Regions from separate parts of the Homo sapiens genome. Here region 1 is linked to region 2. The links are chromatin loops, found by intact Hi-C in ENCODE. Cell type or tissue: K562. All regions are shown on one strand. Links, peaks and the distances in the headings refer to the core of each region. The heading gives the core; the rest is flanking DNA.

Region 1 (9,776 bases), core at 1,024-9,023, 64 kb after region 2:
TTTAAGCTTTAAGGGCCATGCAGTTTCTGTTGCAGTTACCAACTCTGCTGTTGAAGGGTGAAGACGTGGGTAGGTAATATATAAAGGAATGAGCATGTCTGGATGTTCCAATAAAATTTTATTTTCAAAAATAAGCAGCAGAGGAGAGCTTCTGGAATGGTGGTGTGAGGAGCTTGGCAGGCCCTCTATCCAGGGAAATAACCATTTAACCTCCGAACATTCATTTTTTTAAAACTAGAAATTATCCTAAAGGCATACAGCAGGTGGATAAATATTTACTCAAATAAATAATCAAATCTCAGTAAGAACGGTAAGGATCAGTGGTATCAGAGCCACAATCCACCGCTCCCCACCCTCAAAGCGCATTGTGATGAAAGCTCTGCTCCAGGAAGGTCCAGCTAACAAGATGCTGTGGTCTGTCTTCCCGGCTCCTGGTCTAGGGCTGTGGTTTCACCCCAGGAAGGCAGGCCACCAGCATCTCTCATCCCTCTCAGTTTGCACTGCAGAAGCACCGTTCCAGGAAGTTGCAACTGAGAGGACTAGGGCTCCCCTGCTTCAGCCTGTGCTTGTCCTCAGAGGGTGGGAGCCCCATCCCAGGTGTGGCAGACTGAGCACATCTGCCTGGATTGCCCCACACCAAGTCACTCACAGTGTGGAGGTTCCATGTCTGGAGGGGCAAGCTAGGAAGACAAGAGGCTACCATGCCCACCCAGCTACTGGCTCATGCAGCAAGGGTGTCGCTCTGGTGGAACTGGATCACGGTCCCCAGGAGCAGAGGAGACCTAAGAGCAGAGCATGTCCCTGAGGTGACAGACTTTACTTGGAGAACAGCATGCGGAAGTTCAAGCCCAAGGAAGTTGGCAAAAATAGTGGAGATTTTGTTGATGAACAATTAAGAGTGGGTGAAATGGTAGACTAGATAGAACTTAAACAGAGGGAACAAGGAAGAGAGATTGTTGAGAAGAGCTCCGGGGTCTGAGCAGACTTGAAAAGCTGGCAACACTCTGCCCCTGCAAAAGAGCCTGATGTTCACTGGATGAGTCTATGGAGCAATTTGTGCCCCAGGCATCATAAAAAATGATAGAGCACTTGCATTTAGTGGATGTTAACAGCTGTGTGTGACACCAAAGAGAGACAGACCAGCAGAAGCTTAACAGAGAGCCCAGAGAAAACCACAGATACCACAGGTGGTCGGAGAGACTGTGTGCTAGTCCAAGGCTGTGCCCTCTGAGGAGCAATATCAGAGCTACGTCCCTAATCAAATAAACAAGCAATCAAACAGAAATAGCAGCCCCTGCGGGTCGGGGTCAGAATCCAGATTTGCTATGATATATTACCTAAAATGCCAGTTTCCACAAAAATGCAAGAAAACAGGAAAGTGAGACCCATGCTCAGGAAAACAGAAGGCAACAGAAACTATGACAAATTCCAGACATCGGATTAACAGACAAAGACAGCCAGTGTCAAAACAGCCACAGAAACATATTCAAGTTACTAAAGGAGACCATGTTAAAAGAATTAAAAGAAATTATGATGACAGTGTCCCATCTAATAAGGAATATCAATAAAGAAATAAAAATTATTTTAAAAAACAAAAAATTGTGGAGTTGAAAAGAACAATAACTGAAATGAAAAGTTCACTCAGGGGCCCAGCAGTAAATTGGAACAGTCAGAAGAAAGAACCAGCAGACTTGAAGTTATGTCAATAGAGATTATACAACCTGAAAAACAGAGAGGGAAAAATAATTAAGAAAAATGAATAGAAGCTTGGGACATCCTTAATGAGAGTACCAGAGGAGATGTGAGAGAGAAAGAAGCAGAAAAAAAGTTCCAAGCAGAAAAAATGTCCAAGAAATAATAGCTGAAAAGCTCCCAAATTTGCTGAAAAATGTTAACCTACACATTCAAGAAGCCCAAAAAGCTCTACACAAAGAGACACACCTAGACACACACACCTGGACACACACACCTGGACACAAACACCTAGACACAAACACCTGGACACACACACCTAGACGCACACACCTGGACGCACACACCTGGACAAACACACCTGGACACACACACCTAGACACACACACCTAGACACACACTCCTGGACACACACACCTAGACACACACACCTGGACAAACACACCTGGACACACACACCTAGACACACACACCTGGACACACACACGTAGACACACACACCTAGAGACACACACCTGGACACACACACCTAGACACACACACCTGGACACACACACCTGGACGCACACACCTGGACACACATACCTAGACACACCAGAATCAAAATGTTCAAGACAAAGACAAGGAGAAACCTTGAAAGGAACAGAATAAAATGGCTCACCACAAAGAAGGGAACCCAGTAGGATTAACACTTGATCTGTCTGTAAAAGGATGGAGGCCAGAAGGCAGTGGGATAACATATTCAAAGTGCTCAGAGGAAGAAACTATTAATCCACAATCCTATATCCAGCAAGGCCATCTGTCAGACATGAAGGTGAAATAAATTTCAAGATAAGCAAAAACGGAGAGAATTTCTTGCTAGCTGAACTGCTTTATGAGATATTAAAGGAATTCTTCAGGCTGAAAACAAGTGAACTCATACGATTTTCAAATCCACACAAAAAAGCAAAGGGCAGTAGTAAAGGTAATTATGTACTTTTTAAAAAAGGTGTAAATGCATATATTTTCTCCTGTTTTCAAAAGCAACTGCATAGGACAATAAGTATGGAATTGTATTATTGGACGCATAACATACAGAAATGTAATATACTTGACAATAACAGTACAAAGGAGGCAAATGGGAAAAACTGCACTGGAGTAAGGAAATGGCCACATATTGTATAATCCCATTTATATGAAATGTCCAGAATAGGCAAATCCACAGAAGTAGAAAGTAGATTCATAGTTGCCTGGGCTTGCGATGTGGGTGCAAGAAAGAAGGAAATGAGTACTAATGAGCATGTTTCCCTTAGGGAATGACAAAAATGTGATGATTTCACAGCTCTATGAACGTACTAAAAACCATTGTAGTATTAAAAAAAAAAAAAAAGAACAAAAGAAAAGAAGAGTAGAATTTTGGGTACATAATTGTAAAATCAATCTTTAGTGGAAAGCTCTGTTATCCAGAAACTCAAAATTAGCTACATAACTTCCCCAGAAATATTCATCCGCAGCAAATATTCATCAGAGACAGAATCCAAACCCAGGTCTGTGTGAATCTAAAGTTTATTTTCCTCCACCTGCCTTAACAACAAATTATTGAATAACTCAAGGACACAATACCTCGAAAGAGTCTGAAACATTTCTGTGATGAATTTACTTATGAATCCCAATACTCTTGATTCTAGATGATGTGTTTTGTTCAGCATCTGTTTCAGTCATATCAAGTAAAACCACTTCCCCCAGGTAATATAGTTTTCCTTTTTACTTTTTCCCTTGGCCTCAGCATTTACAGCCCCGTGCAGACTGTTTTAACAAACGCGTTGGTGAGGTGTGGTAGAATCACAGGCAAAGGCGTGCTTTGCTGTGCTGTGTAGGTACATATCAAACGCTCACCAAGAAATTATAAAATATTATTCATAGCAGTTTTTTTCTTCAGTATTTTATGGGCTAAGTGCAATCTGGCTTTTGATAACAACGGCTGAATAATATTTGAGTTTGCCAGCTGAAATGTCCTAAATATCTTATTGATTCATTTATTGCCTCTTCAAATAACAAGGCAACAAGACAGTGTCAGAATGCTCAGTGTTTTTACTTTTTTGTCTATCATGGGATGGTGTCAGTTTCAGTAAAAACGATGTCTCTTATTTTGGTCCACATTGTAGGAATCTCACCAGTGACACGCGTTTGTGAAAAGCTGTGAATATTCAGTGCCACAGGGTTAAACCTCGGTACAGAAGCGAGACCCTGCTGGGCAGAGAAAGGGTGACCTGGAAGGTGTGTGAGGGCCCCGCCCATGGGCCCCTGTGATGGTCATGGCCTCAAGAATCACAGTCCAGGTGAGGCCCTGAATATCCACAGCCAGGACCAGTTCCCTCTGCTCTTGGGTGCCAAGGCCACCGTCAGCCAGGAGAGGCCTGCAGAATCAGCCTGTGCACCTCTCTGACGATAAGCAGAGATGCTGGTTTAGAGACTTGCTACTCACGGGGAAGTCCTTGGGCCTCCTGTACTCACATTACCTGGAACTTCTTGGAAATTCAGAATCTCAGGCCCCAACCCAGACGGACTGAATCAAAATCTTCATTGTGGTAAGACCCTCGGTGACACACAGGCCTGGGAAGCACAGGTTAGCGTGTCACCTTGGGCAAAGCTCTCAGCATTGTGAGCCTCTGTTTTCTACTCTGTAAAGGAGGCATGAATATCTACAACATCAGTTTGCCATGAGTATTGAAAAATAATGTCTTAGAAGCACAGGGCAGAGCCTGGCATGTAGTTTGTGCTCAGTGCACAGCAGACAAGAAACCACATGCACCAGACCTGGGCGGCCGTCGGCAGCCCACCCTGAGCAACCATGGGTGGCCCTCTTGTCTCTCGGGACAAGAAATGCTTCTTTAGAAATGCTTCTTTCCTTTCTAAAATGAAAGTTTTGGACAGTATTTCCTTTCATTTAAAAATTTCATCTGTGTATTTGATGGCCTCTGTTGTTTCTTTCCTGAAACTCCTGCTAACATACTGGGAGCTGAAGAAGGGCTCCGTGAAGGCGAGTAGGGGTGCCTGTCCCTCCCAGGGAGGAGCTTCCCTCCTCTCACCTGCTGCACGAGCCCTAGTGCTTCACCAACTCCAGCCTCAGTGCCCTGACACTGGGGGAGGGAAAGGAAGCGCACGCACCAGCCGTTCCACCCACCGAAGTTGTTTGGTCCCAATCTGCAAAATCAGTTAAACGTCTTCCTGCCTGGCAGCAGATCAAAGGGTGAGGGGTCTGGGACAGACAGAGACGGCTAGAGAATGGATGGTGAAGTGCTCAGAGGCCCTGTGGGCTATCCCACACTCGGCGGAAGACAGCAACACCATCAAATCTCCACCCTTTGTTATCCATGACTTAAAGAAAAGTGAACAGGGAGGTGGACAACTGTGCAAAGACTGGCTGGAGTCAAATCCTGGGCATAGGTGAAGCATCGAGAATGCTTGTCACACGTTTGAATGTGCAGGGGGACTCTGACTGGAAGCTCCTAGCAGAGGCTGAAGACACTGGTTAGGTCCTGGTGCGTGCCTTGGGATGCATCCCAGGCAACGGGCCCAGGAGCTTGAGGTCATGTCCACCTGGCTCACCAGGGAGTCCTGCACCATTCTTCAAACCTAACTGGAAGAGACACTGATCCTTCCTCCCACCTAAGGGCTCCCAGAGCCACAGGTCTCCGACTCTCCTGCAACACCTCCTGCTGCCTGTTCCCACCGCCCATGATTCACTCAGTCACCATCCTCAGCAGCACCCGACAGCCTCTGTGTGTCTGTGTCACTCACCATTACCAGCCCCCTGGGTGCCCAATGCATGTATGTTAGACAGAACAAATGCACGGCGGCCTTCAGCAGCACCGACCGCGTCAACCCCTCTGTGCTCACACCAGGAGTGATCAGCGCACACGCCCTCCCACAGGATGGGAGAAGGTGATAACAGCTGAGCTGGGTGTCCAGAAGCCAGCCCCACCCCACAGCCACTACTGAGAGGTTATGAGATCATGGCCTTATCCCGAGTAATGCTGCTGCAGTGAACTGGGACTTTTTTCCTCTGAATTCAAAGGTGGGGCAGTCTAGGCACCTGGATGCACCATCTGCTCTGTCCCGGCCTGGTGGCTGCTCACTGTGGGATGCTGTGCAATTAGACAGTTACTATCTTTCCCTGGTTGACGGATTAGAGTTTCCCTTTTCTGAGCATCTTGTTTTGAAGTGATCCGAAGTGTTTAGGGTTAAAGAGCGTGATTTTCCCAAACTGTCCAAAGAAATAGAAGCAGGTCTGCAAGAGGGGGGTGCCCAGAGCCTTGAGATGGAAGCGAGATGGGGTGAGACCTGGGGAGCTCTCCAGGCCGCCGGGAAGCTGCACGTCATCCTCTGGACCTCTTTGCTGACTGTGTGCTGTCACCACAGCAGCCGCCTTCTCTCATCTGTAAACAGGATTTTACGTAAATTTCCATACACTTGGTTGTTGACAATTAAGTAGATTGTTTTTAAAGATACTTGAAATGATATCAGAATTTCCTAAATATATCATTAAAACAGGAAACTTAGTTACCTACTCACTCGAATCACTAGAGAATACCAAATAGGAATAGGAAGATAACACACTGGTAAGAAAAATGTCCAAGGCCAATCACAGGAGTCAAAGCTCGTGATCAAATCAGCTCTGCCTGGGGAGGCCGTGCTCATGGCACCATTTAGTGACAAGTGGGTGACTCTGGGGCAAGTTCCAGGGGTGTCACCCCCAAGGCAGCAGCTCAGGTGCAGCCACCATGGAGGCAGTTTCACTGAGGGGCCCTCTGAGGCCCCTACTCTGAGATTCTAAGACAGGGTTTGAAGAATGTTCCAGCATTTGAACACATGAACCCTATGATGTCCTGCTGTGAGAGAGAACAATGTCCCAATTTTGCCCAGGTGATTTGAACATCTCGGTATGGATCTGTTATGGGTTGAATTTTCTCCTGCCCAAATTCTTATGTTGAAGTCCTTACCCCTGATGGGACTAGATTTGTAGACAGGGCCTTTAAGGAGGTGATTAGCGTAGTGAGGTCACCAGGTGGGCCCTGATGCAATCTGGCATCCTCCTAAGAGGACATGAGGACACAGACACATACAGAGGGACGATCGTGTGAGGACACAGAGGATGGCATCTGCACGCCAAGGAGAGAGGCCTCAGGAGGAACCAGCCCTGCCCACACCTTGATCTGGGACTTCCAGCCTCCAGGGTTGTGAGAGAGAAATGTCTGTTGTTTAAGCCATGCAGTCTATGGTGCTTTGTTATGGCAGCTCCAGCAAGCTAACCTGGGATCTAAAATGATACTTAAACTGGTTCAGTCTGATTCTTAAACTGGTTCAGTGGAGCTAGGCCAGGCTCCCTCTGAGCAGATGTTGGTCCCTTTGCAGGCCTGCTGTGTGTGATGATTGCTAACCAGGTTATGACAGTGATCTTTAAGTAAGTGGGAATCTTGTGAGTTTTGAGGTTTTGTTTTTTTTTTTAATGAAATCTACATGGGATGTTTCAAAAATAGCAGCCTCTGTATACATTTGTCAAGCAGGAAGCTGGGTCTGCGGGGAGTAGGGTGGGGCTGGTTCTCCCACACGCTTGCCACTTTCAGGCCCTTGCCTTGCATGGGCTGCGGTGGTTCTGCCAGTGTGGATTCGAACCGATAGGTTTCGCTGTACCTTGATCAGCATCCTGCTGCCGAGAAAGCCAAAAAGGGCTGGAGCAACCCTCCCGTGTGCCATGTGAGCCTGTTTCCTTTCTACAGTCACCAGTTCACGCAGCAAGTGTCAGAGCATTCCTGTAAGGCCCGGCTCTCCACAGGGGCCAGGGGAGCTTTCTCTGGCAGGGTCTTCTTCACTGTGTGTAGGATACGGCAGCCTTTGAGGCTGGGGAACCGAAGTTTTCCTTTTATTCTATTTTAATTAATTTAAATTACAATAAGTATTATCACTAAGTTTATGCAAACACGTGAGGGAATGCTGATTTAGAGCTGGTGGCGTAAGGTCACAGAGCTCCCACGAATCTCACATGGAAGCCTTGTTTCTCCAGGTTTTTTGTAGTTTGTACTGAATCACACACCATGCTGCTTCCATGTTTTTTCAGGGATTTCCAACACAGATTTTCCTGAGTACCCTGGATTAATCTCCTTTTGGATAGGTCCATGGGGGCCCTGCTGCTTTTTCCCCTTAGCCCTGGGCGAGGTCATCATAGAGGGGGAGTGGCAATGGCTCACAAGGTACTAGTGGAACCCCAGTAAGTTATCTCAGAGCCCGCTTAGAACACAAGTGCTACGTCCCCCAAAAGCTTTGCAATGAGTATCTGATGGGAACAAACTCAGTCAAGGACAGGCCCAGGTTGGGGCTTGCAGGCTGCAGATTCAGAATTGTTTATGAGATGGGAGCCATACTTTCTAACAACAAGACCTGAATTTCTCAATTTAATCCAAGTCGTGACTTAAGTTAGCGCCCTTCCGTTCCTCTATTACATTTCTGTTCGGCATGGATCAAATTGCCTACAAGGTGGAACAGATTTCAACTGCAATCTCTGAACCAGAAAATTCACTTATTCTCATGAAAGTTTGTAATCTTTGGAGAGTTGCTTAAACACTTAAAACCATCTTTCCTCTTTCTATACTCCAAACTTACCTGCTGCAATTTCTTGCTAAGAAGCAAAGTGCTATTTGCCTATTCCTATCTCTCTTTACCATCAGACACTCCTTAAGTTAAGAGCTAGATAATTCGCTCAGCCTCAGGCCAGGCCGAGCCTCACTCTAGAAGTCACATTCCTGAGGTGTAGGGGGTCAAAATGCCTCTCATTGTTCAGAAGCAGGTGAGGGGCCAGCCAGGGCACATCCTGCTCTCCAGGCTTGGTTCAGATAACTGTCAGCCCAGTTTTCAAGAGCACACACCAAAAATGCACCAAAGCTTACATCCATACAAACACCCGCACATGGATGTTTATGGAAGCTTATTTGTTTTTATTCATAATCACCCAAACTCAGAATCAACCAAGATGTCCTTCAGTAGATGAATGGATAAACTGTGGTGTGTCCAGGCAGTGGAATATTATTCAACGCAAAAAGAAATGAGCTATCAAGGCATGAAAAAATATGGGGGAACTTTAAATGCATAAATGAGTGAAAGAAGCCAGTCTGAAAAGGCTACACCCCGTGTGCTTCCAACTACAGGACATCCTGGAAAAAGCAGAATTACCAACACAGTGAAAGATAAGGCCTGGTGGTGTGGGGAAGGATGAACAGGTGGAGCACAGGGATCTTTAAGGCAGACAATCTACTCTGTGTGATACTGCAATGATGAGTTCATGCCACTATATATTTTCCCAAACCTATAGAATGTACAGCACCAGTGGTGAGCCCTGATGTGAGCTGTGGACTCTGGGTGACAATAGTGTGTCAATGGAGGTTCATGGACTGTAACAAATGCATCACTCTGGTGGGGGATGTTGATAATGGGGGAGGCTATGCATGTGGGGAGGTGGGTACATGGGAAATCTCTGTACTTTCTGCTCAGCTTTGCTCTGAATCTAAAACTGCTCTAAAAATCGTTTATTTAAAAATACACCAAAGCAATGAGGCCGGGCATGCATACAGCCAAAGCCAAATGATATTTGTGTGAGTCAGGTAAATTTGAGATCTGAAAAATGATCACTCCAGGGAGGCTGAGCTGTCATGGGGCACTTATTGAGAACCTACTTTATGCCCATCTGGTGCTTAGAATTACGAATTAGCTATTATTATTACTAAACAATTCAAAACAAAGTCACTTATCTCAGGGCGCTTTCAATCTTGTTGCCATCGAAGCTAACAAAAGTGGAAACAGAACAAAGCTACATACGGCACATTTCCCAGAACATGCCAGGTGGAGCCTGGCCCTGTTGATTGTGTGTGGCTGTCACTTGCAGGAGGGTTCCATGGACAAGTGAGTTTGGGAAATGCTGGGTTGGGCAAATATCAACAGGCTTCCTTACTGCAAGATTTCTCATAGTCAAAACATACTTTAAATCTCCAAGAGGATGATACAGAGAGCCATGTTTCCCATAATTAGTTGGCCCCAGAAACAGTTTCTTCTGG
Region 2 (9,776 bases), core at 979-8,978:
GTTCACAGCTACCAAGTGTAGGAGTCTGGATTCAAAGCCAACGGCGTGACTCCAAAGTCCCTGCCCTAGCCCCTGGACCACCCTTGCAGGCCCATCAGATGCCCAGGCCAGCAGCACAGCCGGCCAAGACCAGGGAAACTTGGGGAGCCTCAGAGCACCCCCAGGTATTCCAACCTAACCCTGGTGCCCCGCCTCTCACCACCCTTCTTCCTGCTTTTACCTCAACCCCTACACAAAGCCTGGGCCACTTAATGTGGCATCAAACAGACGCCTCAATAAATCAGTCTAATCTCGAAAAAAAAAAGGCTTAACAGATATACAATTGCACGTTAGAATGCTAAAGACCATAAACATATAACAACTTAAAGTACATATAAATTCAATATATATCCAATCATTGTAACTATGACACAGTAGAATATTAAAATACTATTTTCAAAATGTATACAAGCTTAATGTTCTATGTATTCAAACTGTTTATTCAAAATACAAATCATCAACATAAATTGCCACTAATATTCAGTCCCTTCACAGGACATGATTCACTGGGAGTTAATAAATTAGCAGCCGGCAGGCAGTGACACACCGCAAAAATGAAAACCAAGAGGTGAAATAGTTCTGAAATAAAGGTTTTAAAGCTAACAGAAATCACTGAATTACTAAGTCATTAGCACTAATTTTGAGCCAACTAACTAATTAATATGAGATGATACAATGTCCTATACTTTGGTAAATACAGACTATGTTTAAACAATGTCTGTAACGTGACTTGTAAAATGCTCCTGGCTTTACAAAGATGTGATTAAGATGTAGTAACACATGCTAAACCATTTCCCCCTGCAGAGCATGTGGTAACTTTCATCAGTCACATTGAGAGTCCAGAAGATAAAGGAAAAGGTCATGGATTTCGCTGAGAACTTACCAGAGTTGAACTCCCTCATTTTCCGTTCCCCAGCATTGGCGGGTTCTGGGACTGGTGGCTGTGGTGGCTCGTTGGTCTTTGTCTCTTAGAAGGTGGGGAATAATCATCATCTTGAAAAAGAAAAAATGGTCATTACTGAAGGAACCATCTTAGGTTACAGCCACCTCTGGGTCAATTCCCAACATTCAAAAGCTGAGCAGGGCTTTAAAGCTATCTTATTAATAATTATTTCTGTATTGCGAACTTCAGCATACTTTTTTCTAGTTACATTTGAAATGTTATTCTTTTGGGATGTGCTCAAGTGAGTACTGCTTTTTCCTCTGCCTTGCTTCATTACTTTTTAGTTTCCTTCATTTGAATCATCATTGTAAGTCTCCCCTTCTCCTCAAATAACTTTCAAATTGCTGCCAAGAACTATGTTCTATCTTAAGGCTTTTGAGAAAAAACTTTCAATGAAGATAGCCGCCTAAAGTTATACAAATATAGAAGAAACGGGATAAAATAAAGCTTAGATTGGAAAAAATATTTAAGATTCTACAAAATTCACGCGTAAACAAGGGAAGCTGAGTAATTGTATGTTCAAATACTTGCAAAACATGTAGGCTTAAAGAAATAGAGCTGGCCAGGCATGGTGGTTCACGCCTATAATTCCAACAGTTTGGGAGGCCGAGGCAGGCAGATAACTTGAGGTCAGGAATTCAAGACCAGCCTGGCCAACAGAGTGAAACCCTCTCTCTACTAAAAATACAAAAATTAGGCCAGGAGTGATGGCTCATGCCTGTGATCCCAGCACTTTGAGAGGCCGAGGTGGGTAGATCACCTGAGGTCAGGAGTTTGAGACCAGCCTAACCAACATAGGGAAACCCCGTCTCTACTAAAACTACAACATTAGCCAGGTGTGGTGGCACATGCCTGTAATCCCAGCTACTCGGGAGGCTGAGGCAGGAGAATCCCTTGAACCCAAAAGGCAAAGATTGTGGTGAGCCGAGATTGTGCCATTGCACTCCAGCCTGGGCAAAAACAGCGAAACTCCGTCTCAAAAAAAAAAAAAAAGAAAAAATTAGCCAGGCGTGAAGTTGCGGTGAGCTGAGACTGCACCATTGCACTCCAGCCTGGGTAGCAGAGCAAGACCCTGTCTCAAAAAAAAAAAAAAAAGAGAGAGAGAGAGAAAGAAAGAAAGAGGGCTACATTATTTATGAAACAGGTACTGTTAACTCAGTCACCAGAAAGCCTGTGTATAAATGAGCAGTGAGATATTCAAGCACAGCACACACACACTTCTCAGGACAGCTGTCGTGAGTGTTCCATGCTCATTTCCTTCTGGATACATCAGCAACTCACTCTGCTATGATCCTGCAATACATCTCATGTTAGAATTAGAGACATCTGGGCCAGGCACAGTGGCTGACGCCTGTAATCCTAACACTTTGGGAAGCCGAGGCAGGCAGATCACCTAAGGTCAGGAGTTCGAGACCAGCCTGGCCAACATGGTGAAATGCTGTCTCTACCAAAAATACAAAAAATTAGCTGGGCATGGTGGCGCGCGCCTGTAATCCCAGCTACTCGGGAGCCTGAGGCAGGAGAATCGCTTGAACCCGGGAGGTGGAGGTTGCAGTGAGCCGAGATCTTGCCACTGCACTCCAGCATGGGGGACGGAGCAAGGCTCTGTCAAAAAAAAAAAAAAAAAAAACAGAAAAAGAAAAAGAAAAAAGAATTAGAGACATCTGGATCAAATCAGCTGCCAGTCTCGCAAAGTGTCGGGTAACATCCTATTAAGCTTGCTGCTTACACATCATCTATAAAATACTGAAAATATCATTTTAAGAAATCTTTTTTTTATTTTGAGACAGAGTTTTGCTCATTGCCCAGGCTGGAGTGCAATGGTGCGATCTCAGCTCACTGCAATCTCTGCCCCCTGGGTTCAAGCAATTCTCCTTCCTCAGCCTCCTGAGTAGCTGGGATTACAGGCATGCACCACCACGCCTGGCTAATTTTGTATTTTCAGTTGAGACAGGGTTTCTCCATATTGGTCAGGCTGGTCTCGAACTCCTGACCTCAGGTGATCCACTGACCTTGGCCTCCCAAAGTGCTGGGATTACAGGTGTGAGCCACCATGCCTAGCCAAGAAACCCTTATTTTAAAACAAGCCAGGCGCGGTGGCTCATGCCTATAATCCCAGCACTTTGGGAAGCCAAAGCGGGTGGATCACTTGACGTCAGTAGTTTGAGACCAGCCTGGGCAACATGTTGTAACCCCATCTCTACTAAAAATATATTTTAAAAATTAGCTGGGCATGGTGGTGGGCACCTGTAATCCCAGCTTCTCAGGAGGCTGAGGCAGGAGAACCACTTGAACCTGGGAGGTGGAGGTTGCAGTGAGCGGAGATCACGCCACTGCACTCTAGCCTGGGTGACAATAGAAAGACTCCATCTCAAAAACAAAACAAAACAAAACAAAACAAAAAACCACTAAAAAAAAGACTCCATTTCAAAAACAAAACTAAAACCAAAAACACAACACAAATGTAGTACACAAATGAAAATAATTACTGTGTTAAACACAGTTTCATAGAAAATAAAAGACCAATCAAATACAATAAGCTGCCTTTTTAGATGGGTATGTTATTCTTCTTTCACAGCTAAAGAAACAGGCTCAGAGAATGTTATTTGATTGGACCGTGTTGCATTTCTGGACAGTGCAGCTGAGATCAGACTTTGTGTGTAACTCCACTAGCCTACCAGGGTGCCTCTCATAAAGCTAAGAAATGTAAATTTGGCCTAATATACAAAGTTGCCAGGGCAGCACTGGGTCAATTCTACATACAGTACTTCTATGTTCATCAAGGGAAACCTTAAGGGAAAGTGAAAATGCTTCTAGAAGGCGACTGGACACCAGCGCCTTTGCTTGTTGCCTTTGGGCTCTTCTTCTAAGGCCAACAGTGACCTGAAATTATTGACTGGCTTTTCAATCAAGTGGACAAAATGGTACCAAGGTCGGCAACATCAGACAAATTTACTTGAGGGCCTTATCTATGCGCTTTGAAAGACAAAACTGCTTTTGTAAAGGACACTGTATTTCAGAAAAACATAATCATATTAACAAATAATAACACTGTAAAATGCTGATGTGTTGAATGCTACTTTAGAAAAACATGCTCAAATCTAGGGAAAAAATTTGATACAAAACTACGTATCAATTATCTAGCTAGCTATCTATCTAGAGACATGCTTTCATTCTATTGCTCAGGATGGGAAGCAGTGGGATTATCATAGCTCACTGCAGCCTTGAGCTCCTGGCCTCAAGTGATCCTCCTGCCTCAGTCTCCTAACTAGCTAGGGCCACAGGTGGACACAGTTATGCCTGGGTTTTTGTTTGTTTGTTTTGTAGAGACAGGGTGTCACTACATTGCCCAGGCTGGTGTCAAACTTTGGAGTCTCGCTGTGTCGCCCAGGCTGGGGTGCAGTGGTGTGATCTTGGCCCAGTGCAACCTCTGCCTCCCGGGTTCAAGTAATTCTCCTTTATCAGCCTCCCAGGTAGCTGGGACTACAGGCATGCGCCACCACGGCCAGCTAATTTTTGTATTTTTTGTAGAGACTGGGTTTCACCATGGCCAGGCTGGTCTCCAACTCCTGACCTCAGGTGATCCACCCGCCTCGGCCTCCCAAAGTGTTGGGATTACAGGTGTCAGCCACTGAGCCTGGCGGAGCACTTTATGTTATTAAGTAGCCTAACCCAGGTGGGTCGCTGTCCCTCACGCCTGTAATCCCGACAACTCTGATGGCCAAGGTGAGAAGATTGCTTCAACTCAGGAGTTCGAAACTGGCCCGGGCAACATAGCGAGGCACCCCCCGACCCCATCTCTAGAAAAAAATACAAAAATTAGGCCAGGTGTCCACCGCGCCCGGCTAATTTTTGTATCTTTTGTAGAGACGGGGTTTCGTCATGTTGCCCAGGCTGGTCTCGAACTCCTGAGCCCAAGCCATCCATCCTCCCGCCTCGGCCTCCCAAAGTGCTGGGATTACAGTAGGGCCCAGCCAGCCTCATGTTTTATTTAGCAGTCCCTCCCTGTTGCACACCTGGATAGTTTTTTAAATTTTTTTAGACAGGGTTTACCTCAATCTCGCAGGCTGGAATGCTGTGGTGGGATCATAGCTCACTGGAGCCTTGAACCTTTGGGTTCAAGTAGCTGGGGGGCTGAGGTAGGACTACAGAGATGGGGTTGCGCCATGTTGCTAGGCTGCTCTTGGCCTGAAGGGTCCTCCCGCCTCGGCCGCGCCAGACATAGTTTTCTATTTTTGACCAACATAAACACTGTGCTGGGTCTGAATTTTTCAGCTACCCTTCTTCAGCCGGCAACACACAGAACCTGGCGGGGAGGTCACTCTTACCAGTCCCCACTCTGATGAGAAAACTGCCCAGCTCCAGGCACCATGGCGCCCCAGTGATGTAGCCGAACACCCGCGCCTCTAACGTCGCCAACGGCCCACCTCTATGGTGTCGGCGAAGACCCGCCCTTGTGACGTCACGGAAGGCGCACCCTTGTGACGTCACAGGGGACTACCACTCACGCAGAGCCAATCAGAACTCGCGGTGGGGGCTGCTGGTTCTTCCAGGAGCGCGCATGAGCGGACGCTGCCTACTGGTGGCCGGGCGGGATGTAACCGGCTGCTGAGCTGGCAGTTCTGTGTCGCTAGGCTTCTGCCCGGCCGCCGCCGCACATAAGCCACGAGGAGGAGCTTTACGACTTCCCGGTCTTCGGCGCCGGGCGCAGCAAGGGCCAGACTCTGCGCTAGCAGGCGCTGCGCGCCAACCGGCCGGCACCTGTCGCAGAAGGTGCAACCGATCGCACTGTCGCGCAGAAGCTCCTCAATGGCCAGCGCCAGCTGCAGCCCCGGCCGCCCACTCGCCTCATCTGAGCCTGGGTACGTGCGCTCCACAACGCCTCCCCCAGCCAGGGCCCGGGGATCCCCGGGAGCGTCCCCGGCTACCTGGCGCCGCTCATCCTGGGTAGGGTCGGCCCCCTGAGGCTGCCCGGCATGAGGGAGTTGCACCCCTGAGCTTGACCTCTGACGGTCCTTTGTAATAGCATTAAGTCTTTGAAACTTGTAGCGGGGTAGAAGGGGCTAGGAAATGAAGAAAACATCTTTTTAAAAATATAAGCAGTCGGCTGGGCGAGGTGGCCCACACCTGTAATCCCAGCACTTTGGGAGGTCGAGGCGGGTGGATCACGAGGACAGGAGTTCAAGACCAGCCTGGCCAGCATGGTTTCACTGAAACCCCGTCTCTACTAAAAACACAAAAATTAGTCGGGCGTGGTGGCAGGTGCCTGTAATCCCAGCTACTCGGGAGGCTGAGGCAGAGAATTGTTTGAACCCGGGATGCGGAGGTTGCAGTGAGCGGAGATCGCGCCACTGCACTCCAGCCTGGGCAACAGACCAAGACTCCGTCTAAACAAACAAATATATGTGTGTATATATATGCGATCGAGCCCGGGAGGTTGAGATTACAGTGAGCTGAGATTATATAAGCGATCGAGCACTGGAGGTTGATGTTACAATGCGCTGAGATTGCGCCATTGCACTCCAGCCTGTGTAACAGAGGGAGACTCTGTCTCTAAAAAATTATATGCAAGTGAGAGCTTTTCTTCCAGCACTCATGCTCAGACTGAAGAAAGTAATTGGGCCAGGCCCGGTGGCTCACGCCTTTAATCCCAGCATTTTGGGAGGCGGAGGCGGAAGTGGGTGGATCACTTGAGCTCAGGAATTCCAGACTAGTTTGGGCAACATGGTGGAACCCTTTCTCTACAAAAATACAAAAAATTAGCTGGACATGGTGGCACGCGCTTGTAGTCTCCGCAACTTGCCGGGCTTAGGCGGGAGAATCGCTCAGCTGCAGCCTCGACCTCCAGGGGCAATCCATTTCAGCCTCCCAAAGTGCTGAGATTACAGGAATGAGCCATCGTGCCTGGCTTTACACTATATTTTAACACTTTTTTTGAAAATGGAAACTTTTACAGGCAATTCACTTCCTTCAAACTAATGATAAGGAAGTGATGCTGTTCTGTTCTGTTTTGTTTTTTGTTTTTGTGGGTTTTTTTTCTTTTTTGAGATGGGGTCTTGCCCAGGTTGGAGTGAGGTGGTGCAAACAAGGCTCACTGCAGCCTTGACCTTCGGGCTCAAGGAATCCTTCCCCGTCAGCCTCCCCGGTAGCTAGGACTACAGGTGCATGCTACCACGCTTGGCTAATTCTTTTTTTGAAATGGAGTCTCACTCTGTCTCCCAGGCTGGAGTGCAGTGGTGCAATCTCGGCTCACTGCAGGCTGGTCTCAACCTCTGACTTCGGATGGTCCACCCACTTCTGCATCCCAAAGTGCTGGGATTACAAGTGTGACCCACCGCGCCTGGCGATTTTGCTCATTTTAGATACTAGAACTTTTTAATTTAAAATTTTTTTTTCCTGAGATGGAGTCTTACTTTGTCTCCAGGCTGGAGTGTAGTCGCGTAATCTCGGCTCACTGCAACCTCCACCTCCTGAGTTCAAGCGATTCTCCTGCCTCAGCCTGCCAGAGTTGCTGGGACTACAGGTGTGCACCACCACACCCAGGAGTTCAAGGCTGCAGTGAGCCATGATCGTACCACTGCACTCCAGCCTGGGCAACACAGCGAGACCCTGACTCCACAAATAAATAAATCAACGTCATATGATCTGTACCAGGGTATAGGCAGGTGCTATGATCCCCACTTTTCATCCTCAACTCTAAGTTGAGTCATACATCAACCTCTAGTAAAAAGTGGCATGCTCTCAGTCAAAGGGGTAAGCCCAAACCACGTGGAGAGAATCTTATCTCTTTTGAGAGCTAATATAAAAAGAATTCCTCCTAGGCATAAAAATATTATGACACCAGTTACTTAGGCTAAACATGCCTATTATGCTAAGTGAGTTATTAACAATAAATACTTTAACTCTGTGCCATGTTAATTATCATAATCTGATTTATAATTTGTTTTAACCTTAGGTTATATATACCTTGAAGCCATTTATATTTTGGTATACTTGTAATAATTACTATACACTGGACTATGTATATTGGACTAAACACGGAGAGTCAAAAAAGAGTATGTGGTCAGAGTAGAAATCATGCCCTAGCTTCCTTCGTGTCTACCTCCTACCTTGAGTAGAAGTGGTAGAAAAAGTAATTACCTAAGATTTTTTGGATTCTGGTTTGTGGAGAAGCACCCTTATATTTAGGCTGATGGGCGGCAAAATTAGAAAGTATTTTTTGTGATTTAGAATTTTATACAGAGATGTTCATTGTGATTAATTATTCTTTGTATTAGCAGATTTTTGCTTTTTATAGCTGCATGATTTCTTGTTTATTATTCATTCATTATTGTCTATTAATAAAGAAAAACTTTATTTCACTGAAGCAGTGATATATAATCCAACTTGGATTTTTAAATAATGACTGACTTTTTTTCTTTGGGAATACATTACTGTTAAAAATGTAATTATTAGATACATTACTTTTAATGAATATAAGTGGTATAATTAGAAGGCTGAAAAGAATCCTTGGAAACGTGAGTTTAATTTGATAGCTAAGAAACTGAGGACAAGATACTTATTCTTTGTAGCATATTTTCTAATGTCATTTCATTGTCTCACCAAGAAATACTTGCATAAAGCAAGTTCAATTACAGTATCTGTTGAATATTTAAGGTTGAGTAAAGTGGGTGAGTTTAACAGATATTTTCCCTTATTTCTTTTAGGCAAATCTGGATTGGGAAAGTTGACATTAATCAACTCATTATTCCTCACAGATTTGTATTCTCCAGAGTATCCAGGTCCTTCTCAGAGAATTAAAAAGCCTGTACAGGTCTAGATATTGGTATTTTTAATTGATGATAAGCTGGAATAATATTAATACACACAAAGCACGTGTTGTAACTTTCATTATGCTTCCTTAGAGGTAAGATGCAAATTTGCCCTTAGCCAGTGTAAGATGGTAAATATGACTTCATAAAATCAAAAAAACAGAAGAAGTACAGTTAATCGAAAGATTATCTTGACTAGAACTTTCCAAATTTGTCCTAAGGATTCTCCTAGAGATGACACTGTGACATAGTAACCAATTCCCCTGGAGTTGTGCTATGTAGTATGATAGTCATTTGCCACATGTTTAAATCAATTAAAATTAATTAAATTAAAATGCAATTTCTCATTTGCTCCAGATACATTTCAAGTGCTCAACAGCCACATGTGGCAAGTGGCTGCCATTTTGTGCAGCACATATATGAAGATTTTCATCATTGTAGAAAATTGCATTGGACAGTGTAGAGAAAACATGATTCATAGAAAAACTATTGTTATTTAAATACAGTGTTCTATATTAGTCAGTGGGATAATACCATATCATAGTTGAATGGCAATAGCAATTCTGTAAGACTCCCAAGCTATATGTGATCTAATTTACTGCTTCTCAGTCTTTGCTATGCATTCCAATCCTGGGTATCCTGTTAAATTTATTTCTTCTAGTAGTTCTGAGATGGGCTGCCTTTCTACATTTCTAACAAGATCCCAGGTGATGCTGATGCTGCTGGATGGTAGATCACACTTTATAAAGCAAGGGGCTAGACTCTAGATATGCACTTTTTATTAAATAGTACAGCAGCCTGTAGCCACATGTGGCTATTAATCTTTGAAATGTGGGTAGTCTGAATTGTGATGTTCTGCAAACATAAAATATGCCACAGATTTCTAAGACTGAGCATGGAAAAGAAAATCTCCATAATTTTTTATATTGATTGTATACTGCAGTGATAATATTTTGGATGTATCAGGTTAAATAAAATTGACT

The links. A loop is a pair of places that touch in the nucleus more often than their neighbours do. Peaks named below come from ENCODE experiments on the same cell type or tissue, not always from the same donor. Only the 100,000 strongest peaks of a DNase experiment are listed, where the experiment ranks them.
Region 1: it touches region 2 in a loop (9-fold over the local background); 4 of 110 quality-filtered maps call a loop at or near these places.

Annotation. Positions count from the first base shown.
Region 1 is chr1:837,364-847,139 of GRCh38, forward strand. All of the region lies in intron 2 of LINC01128 (long intergenic non-protein coding RNA 1128), which reads left to right. Among named protein-coding and RNA genes, the nearest start is that of LINC01128, 15 kb to the left of the region's middle. RefSeq lists a silencer at 1-130. In K562, for the core only: no CTCF peak of the experiment used is centred there; a DNase peak (open chromatin) is centred at 5,608.
Region 2 is chr1:773,249-783,024 of GRCh38, forward strand. It overlaps LINC01409 (long intergenic non-protein coding RNA 1409), which reads left to right and starts at 5,550. Exons shown (of 6, transcript NR_187359.1): 1 at 5,550-5,844; 2 at 8,689-8,888. It overlaps LOC100288069 (a long non-coding RNA gene), which reads right to left and starts at 5,386. Exons shown (of 20, transcript NR_168328.1): 1 at 5,036-5,386; 2 at 923-1,032. RefSeq lists an enhancer at 5,103-5,672. In K562, for the core only: a CTCF peak has its summit at 5,657; a DNase peak (open chromatin) is centred at 5,483; H3K4me3 peaks cover 2,685 bases.